Regions from separate parts of the Homo sapiens genome. Here region 1 is linked to region 2. The links are chromatin contacts, found by Hi-C or POLR2A ChIA-PET in ENCODE. All regions are on one chromosome and are shown on one strand. Each heading gives the region's core, a stretch centred on a gene start or an enhancer-like site at or near the end of the contact. The rest is flanking DNA. Distances are from core to core; before and after follow the strand shown.

The links. Hi-C counts contacts between places; a loop is a spot of excess contacts on that map. ChIA-PET counts read pairs that join two places held with the same protein, here RNA polymerase II (POLR2A).
Region 1: a loop to region 2 is called in a map of HCT116, with 3 times the contacts of the local background. The contact joins the promoter of LPCAT2 here to the enhancer-like site in region 2. A Hi-C loop is called at or near these places in 1 of 168 maps with a recorded cell type or tissue (HCT116). POLR2A ChIA-PET finds 5 or more read pairs at or near these places in 1 of 52 experiments (WTC11).

The regions. Positions count from the first base shown.
Region 1 is chr16:55,507,395-55,511,167 of GRCh38, forward strand. It overlaps LPCAT2 (lysophosphatidylcholine acyltransferase 2), which reads left to right and starts at 1,678. Exons shown (of 14, transcript NM_017839.5): 1 at 1,678-1,958. The coding sequence starts at 1,788.
Region 2 is chr16:55,296,031-55,300,152 of GRCh38, forward strand. No RefSeq gene overlaps it. Among named protein-coding and RNA genes, the nearest start is that of IRX6, 26 kb to the right of the region's middle. RefSeq lists an enhancer at 1-818. Within about 2 kb of position 1,846, at least 3 of the 41 ENCODE cell types and tissues checked have a DNase peak (open chromatin) inside an H3K27ac peak, as active enhancers do.

The DNA of each region.
Region 1 (3,773 bases), core at 428-2,927, 210 kb after region 2:
GGCTGGTCTCGAACTCCTGAGATCAGGCAATCCACCCATCTCGGCCTCCCAAAGTGCTAGGATTATTGGTGTGAGCCACCACTCTCGGCCCCATCTTTTCTATCTTTTATCCTCCCATGGCCTGTCCCCTTGACTCAGATTCTTTTTGTTTCTTCTTCTTCTTTTTTTTTCTTTTTTGAGACAGTGTCTTTCTCTGTCACCCAGGCTGGAGTGCAATGGCATGATCATAGCTCACTGCAGACTTGATCTTCTGGGCTCAAGCAATCCTCCCACTTCAGCCTCCTGAGTAGCTGGGACTGCAGGCATGCAACAGCACAGCCAGCTAATTTTTAATTTTTTTTAGAGATGGTGGAGTCTCTCTTTGTTGCCCAGGCTGGTCTCGAACTCCTGGGCTCAAGGGATCCACCCTCCTCAGCCCCCAAAGTGCTAGGATTACAGGCGTGAGCCACTGCACCTGGCCTGGCTTAGGTTGTTGACAGTTGGAAAGACATCTTTCTGTGCAGGTATCTGGCTAAAGAGTCTCAAGGGTCTGCCAGTCCCAACTTGAAGACCCCCTAGACTGGGGAATCTTCTATCATGGCTGTAATGCACTGTTATTAATGTTCCCTGTTACACTGAGAGAAAAGTCAGTGGCTCCACAACATAATAATGCTTAAAACATGCCATTTCTTCAGTGTTTCTCTATGAACACTACACATGCATTATTTTATTTAATCCTTGCTACAATTCTATGGAGTTAGAATGAATCTCCCATTCCTAGACAAGGAAGCAAACTCAGGTTAAGTGACTGACTCAAGGCCACACATCTATGTGGTAGGGCTGGAAGATTCTGACATTCAGAGGGTAACTTTGGAGAACCCCAGGGCTCAGACTCAGATTTTCATCCTGGCCTTCCTACCTGCTGTGAGAAGAGTTGATCAGTTGGGATGAGTTGATTATCATCTCCTTCCTTTAACTCTCAGCCACTCAGGGTTGATCAACTGTCCTCAGATAATGGGACAAACCCCTGCCCTCCCACCCCCACGAGCACCCACATAGGTCCAAACAGGCTTGAACTTCCTCAGTGTGAAAGGGAGCCACAGCCCAATACATTTCCCTTTTCTGGGTCAGGTTCCTCATCTAGCGTGGAGGGCAACTGTAATTTTTGCCTTTTCTGGTAATAGTAGCTCAGTTTTCCTCTGGAGAACCATCTCTCCCCTGTCAGTCCATTATGTTTTGAGTGAAACAAATTCCACTCCTAGTGCCATCATGGGTGTATTAATATTAGCTCACTTAATGGAACAGCCCAGGGGAAGTGGTTGCTCAATGGCATTACTGGATCCAGGTTAGGATTATCTGAGAATACATTTATCTGCATTTTACGGAAGGCAACCGAGGTTCATAGAGATAGTGATTTGGCCAGCGTCACAGGCCCAGTAAAAGGGATTGAAAATCCAGGTCCGTCCGACCCTAAAGCAGGGAACTCTGCCTAGTGTCTCGCTGTGGAATGTTAGGGATCCTGGGGTACCCTTCAGGGTCTTGGCTCGGAAGGAAAACATTCCCCTCCGAGGGGATGGACTATATTACCAAGGGGGTGGAGCCAGATGCCTGAGGGGGTGTGGCCAGAGCCTGGGGCGTGTCACAGCCGAAGGGGCAGGGCGGCAGCAGCAGGCGTCTAAGTAACTTCAGCGCCTGCGCAGAGGCTCCCCAGCGTCGCCCTAGGCTGGGACTCTAGTAGGTCTTCGGCTCAGTTTTGGCTGCAGCGCCCGCGTAGATCGCTTCGGCCGGGTTCTACGCCCGGCTCAACTATGAGCCGGTGCGCCCAGGCGGCGGAAGTGGCGGCCACAGTGCCAGGTGCCGGCGTCGGGAACGTGGGGCTGCGGCCGCCCATGGTGCCCCGTCAGGCGTCCTTCTTCCCGCCGCCGGTGCCGAACCCCTTCGTGCAGCAGACGCAGATCGGCTCCGCGAGGCGGGTCCAGGTGAGGGGCGTGGGTCTGAGGGGAGAGGTGGTCTGAGGGGGGCCTAGGTCAGAGGGGGGTCCAGGTAAGGGGTGTGGGTCTGAGAGAGGAGGGCGGCCGAGGGGGGCGTGGGTCTGAGGGAGTGAGGTGGTCCGAGGCGGGCGAGAGTCTGAGGAGGGAGGTGGCCTGAAGGGGGCATGGGTCTGAGGAGGGAGGTGGCCCGAGGGGAGCCAGGGTCTGGGGCGGGTCCAGGTGACTGGTGTAGGTCTGACGGGGGAGGGCGGTCGAGGGGCGCGTGGGTCTGAGGGGCGTTGTGGGTCTGGGAAGCAAAGGCATCAGAGGAAGAAAGAGCAGTGGATCTGAGAGGAGAGGACTTCTGAGGGGCCGTGAGCCTGAAAGGGGCGGAGATGTGTGTCTGAGAATTGAGGACATTTAGAGGATGGTCTGAGCGGGCACGGGAGGAGAGAAGATGCTGGGAAGATGCGGGCCTGAGAGGAGAATCCAAAACAGGAAGAGACTGAGCTGGCTGGTGGCGCAGGCTACATTCCATGCCCCAGAAGGTTGAAGGAATCTGTGAATCTGTGACAGAAGCTTCAACTTGAGTTTATGAGAGTGTAGTGGGAGGCAGATCTACTACGGGAGAGTAGATTTGAAGAAGTCTTTTTTTTTTTTTTTTTGCCTTAGGAAGGAGAGGAGTCAGTATGGGATGGATAAGAGTGAGGCAGAAGGCAGAGAGCCTAGGTCTGTGGTTAGAACAACAGGTAAGGCTGGAAAGATTTAGCTGAGCAGGAGCATGATGGAGGGTGGGAAGTCAGAATCAAAGAAAAGGGACAACTGAGTCAGCTTAGGATGTTCAAGAAGTTTTGGTCCAGAATCAGTCTTCACCTAAAAACGTTTCCTAAGTTGAAGCATGAGAAGTAGTAGCCCAGGCTGTTTTCCATTGTTAAAAATGGCTATACTGTTATGCACAAAGGAAGTTTCCTTTCCTTTCCTTTTTCTTGTAAAGGGTTCCTTTTACCATTGGCAGTTGCACTCTTTGGACTTCCTCTTTGTTGAAGTTAGTGATCAGAGAACAAGATAGACCCTGCTAACCACATTTGTCCGTGTGTTCTGCGGGGGTTGGGGGGGTGGGGGAACAATTTTGAAGTTTTCATGTCCATCTCACACATTACTTTGGATTTGAAGCAGTATAATATTTGCAATCAGCTTGTATGCACTAAGACCATTGTCCTCTACAGTGGGGGAAGGTTAAGTGCAGAGCTAAACAACACAGGTGGTGGCTTGAGTAATGGTAGATGGGTGTCTGGTTGAAGAGGGGTGTGAGAGAGGAAGAAGATAAAGAATGTAGTAATACTGCTTTGTGAGGAAATTAAACGTTTAAAAATGTGATCCTCATGTCTTTAAATTAATAGATATTCTTTTTGTGTCTTCACATTCTGAAACATTTGTAAATACATAGACCATTGTTCAAGATTAAATTTAGTCTGATTTAATTAAATCATACTTAAATGAAAATATGCCCATCTATTTGACTTCATATTTTGGAAAGAAACAGCATGGAATGTTGACAAATATTTATATTGCACCTATAATAAATTATTAAGTTTTTCCATCACCTGGTTTGTTACTGTTTAAAGATCTCTTCCAAATAACTCTCTGAGAGTTATAGTATAATGGAATGATAGCTAGTCAGTTATAGGAACTGGTCATTTATTAGTTGTATGACTTTGGCCAAGTCACTTAACCTCTCTGAACTATACTTTTCTCGTCTATTACATTGGAATATTAATAACTCAAAGGAGGGCTACAATTAAGTGAAATAATCTGTTATTGTTT
Region 2 (4,122 bases), core at 596-3,095:
AAATTCATTAAACAAGTGAATTGCATTCAGGGCTGCTTTGATGCAAATGCCCTTTAAGCAATGTAAAACTCCATATTGATTTAACCTTTCATGTTCTGATATTTCCATGTGGATATAAAAAAAATTCTTTATTCAGGGAATGAAATTAAGTGCTGATCCCTTGATCTCCGGCTGGGCAAGATAGATTGGTCAATTTAAGTAGCTGCTGCTGATCAGCAAACAACTGAATTTAAAAGTATTAAGCCATGTCGATATTTTAAGTATTGTCACCTGCACATCAAGCAAAGAGAAAAAATTATTATTCCAGCTCAATTAAGTTTGTGTTTGCTGTCAAGCTGACCTTGAAAGGGCTACCCCATTGGGCCATGGCTTCATGCCCTTGGAAGTTGACAAGGGCAACAGTGGCAAGATGTAAAACACCAACAATAGCCTGAATATTTTGAATTGTGAGGCCAGAACAGCCACAAAATAATTAGCCTGGAGACACCATCCCCTTGGGCTGTGCTCCCTCATTAGTGGGGGGCAGTCAGTGGAGTAGGCACTAGTTCAGAGGAGGGGAAAAGGGCTTGCCCTTCACCCAAGAAATGCTTCTGGGAACCCTCATTAGGTAAAGAGCACAAGGTGGGTTTCAGAGGACTCTAGAGCTGGATGGGCTCTTTGAGATCATCTAGCCACTCATTCATTCATTCATTCGTTCGTTCATCCAAAGTCTATGTGCTGAGTACTGTGGCTGGTACTGGAGAATAAAGTGTGAGTAACATAGCTATTGACCCAAGCCTCATAGAACTCAAAAATTATGAGCAGTTTTGCAGTGAAGAAGCTGATCTCTTTGAAAAAAAATCTGATCCATAGTGTTATATGCCTGAATCAAATCTCAGTTCTGTCATTTACTAATTGTGTTGTGTGGCCTTAGGCAAGTGATTTCGTCTCTCTGAGTGTCAGCTTCTTCAAATTTCTACTTCATGAAGCTGTTGGACCAACTCAATAAGATGTTATATATAAAAACCTCAGCAGAGCAGATGGCAAGCAGTTAAGTGCCTGATAAGTGGCCATCATGATCATCATCATCACTGCTGTGATTTCAATCTGACCTTCTCGTTTTACAGATAAAGAAACTGAAACTTGAAGACCTGAGGTCGCACCAAGACTGAGTAGCAGACTGGGACTCAGAGGACCCTTTCTCATGCCAACGGTGGCTACCACAGCCTCCCACGCTGCAAGCTTTGGATTTCAATGGACTCCTGACTCAGACTGGCTTGTGTGACTGTAAAGTTTACAAACCTGCCAGACTTCAGGTGAAACATGATCCAGGAGCCCGGTGATGTCATCCGGATTTCGTTACTTGCTGTTGATTTCTCTGCTCCATTTGCTTGGTAATGACTCCAACCTTAGCAAGTTTTTCCTCTTGCAGTCCCAAGACAGCTTTCAGTACTCATATGGTTTGGCTGTGTGACCCCCCAAATCTCATCTTGAATTGTAGCTCCAATAATTCCCCTTGTCAAGGGAGGGACTTGGTGTGAGTAATTGAATCATGGGAGCGTGTGTACTTCCCCTGCTGTTCTTGTGATAGGGAATAAGTCTCACGAGATCTGATGATTTTATAAAAGGCAGTTCCCCTGCACACGCTCTCTTGCCTGCTGCCATGTAAGATGTGCCTTTGCTCCTCCTTTGACTTCTGCTATGATTGTGAGGCCTCCCCAGCAATGTGGAACTGTGAGTCCATTAAACCTCTTTCCTTTATAAGTTACCCAGTCTCTGGTATGTATTTGCAGTATGAGAACAGACTAATATAAGTACCAAGGATACTTCCTGCTTCTTTGTGTGTGACCCAGAGAGCATTTCCAGACAAAGACCTGAAAACCAATATTATCAGGGCAGCTGAAGTCACACACCCACTCCTGAGCCAATAAATGGGGCTGGTACATGGAATGTGCTGATTGACTCAGCCTGGTCTCACTCACATTCCACCTTGGGTGAGTAGTATCATCAGCCTGCCCAGAATCACAAAAATCAGTGGCTACTGGGGAAGTGGGGGATGGTGGGACAATACATGCTTGAGATTTAACCATAAACATCCTCACACAAATTTAAAAGCCACACAACACTGGAGGGTAAGGATTCTATCATATCTGACTAGTATTTATAAAAACAACGACATGAGAAAGAGTTAAGTCAGGACTCTTAACAACATACACCACTGTGAGCTCCAACTGGGTGGAGACTACACTTATCCTATTCACCAGCATCTCCCCAGGGCCTGACACTGTGAATTTGGGGTCATTGGTGGTTATGAGTGTCAGACTACTTGGTAGGAGTCTGAATCCCAGCCCTACCTCTTATATGCATGAATTCTTATGTGAAGGAGGAATAATTCAGGATCTAGCCAAAGGGTGTGTGAGCATCCAATGAAGGAATATCTGTAAAGCACATAAAATAAGTCTAGCAAATAGGAATCATTCAAAGAATGCTATTCATTATTATTATTATCAACTGGTACTTCCCAGTCCCAATCTAAGCCTTCAGTGACATTTCCCATTAAACATATTCATAGAAGGAAAAATTGCTGGCTACAACATATCCCACAGTGTCTTGACTTTTTACCTGTATCATTGATGTCCTTCTTTTTAAGACCCAAAGCAAAAGCTACCTTCTCTGTGAACCCCTTCTTCATCCCCAGAGCTGGAAGCAATCTCCCTTTGCCCTCTATTCTCACAGATCTTTCTTTCCCTTTCTTTTGGAGTCCTTGTCAGATTGTATTGCCATTTCCCTCTTACTTTTCCTGAGACACTCAGATGTTTGTGACAATGTATTAAATTCTGCCTAGAGATCAGCCCCACAGTGGTATTTCAATAGAAGACTCAGAGCAACAAGTAAGGGACTCAATCTCTGGGAATTGGGATTGGCATCTAGATGTATCTAGATTTTGAGGATTCCTTTGGTTACAAGCTAAAACTCTGACTCAAACTAATTAGCAGAATGAGAATAATAGTATGGTTGTTGCAATGAGATGGTGACGTTACTGATGCCTACAGATTCAGAGAATGGTAAGTTATTGTAATATTTGTAATTGCAAAGGACTCAGAAATTTACTAAGATGCAACACTCAGCTGAAGATAACACAGCACAAACCCACTAGGGCCTGAAAGTTCCCCAGCTGTGGAGGATGCCATCTGCATGGAGGAAAGATTCGCCAGGTGTAAGAAGCTCTGTGTGCCTATTTTATGGAGGGTGGGGCCGGTGGTTAATACCCTGCTGGCTCCTGTCTTCCCTGACTCTTCTGCAGCCTCTGGTGACTTCCCTGCTCCCTCATACCAACACATTCGTGATTGAGAGATTGGGTGAGTTGCAGACTGATTTTCAAGGATCAAGACCTAGGAGGCCCAAGCTGCAGCCAAGCCTGAGGACCTTTCCTGAAATTGAGTTCTTACTAAGTGTTCAGCTGGAATAGCTCCATGAGACAGGTGCTATTATCCTCCCCATTCTACAGTAGAAGAAACTAAGACACAAAGGGCAGTGAAGTGAGTTGTTCTAGCACCAGAGTTAGTGACCGTATATATCTATGTGATTCCACAACCCAAACTCTCAATCTCTAACCTGTAGTGTGCCCTGTTGATTGCACATGATTGAAGGAAGGGTGAAACAGTTGAACAACTTGAGAGATCCAGGGGTCTATTCTCTTCACCTCAGACTTCTCATTGGCAGGTGGGGTTCATTTTCTCTCACTGCAAATGAGAAGCCTTCTTGGTAAGGAACATGTCTTAATTACAGCTTCTGCATTGCATATCTTGTGGTTCCATTCAGTGTCTGGTGCTGATAAACTTAGGTCAGGGAGACGGGACTCTGTAAGAACTGGGATGTCCCTGCTGGAGTGGGTGGAAGAGCTGATGGGAGGTATTGGTTGTAGAATGCCCACAGAGATGCCCACACAGTAACTAAAGTCTCAGCTTCTCTATAAAGTCATACAGCAAACTGAAAAGATGAAATATATACAGCAAGCAGCCAGTGTCTTTAAAAAAAAAAAAAGATGGAAATGGTCACCAGGTTTTTTTCATCTTTACGTCTGCTTAATGACAAGTATTCTTGCTCACTGCTAGAAATAATAAAGCAAGAGAAAGGAAAGAC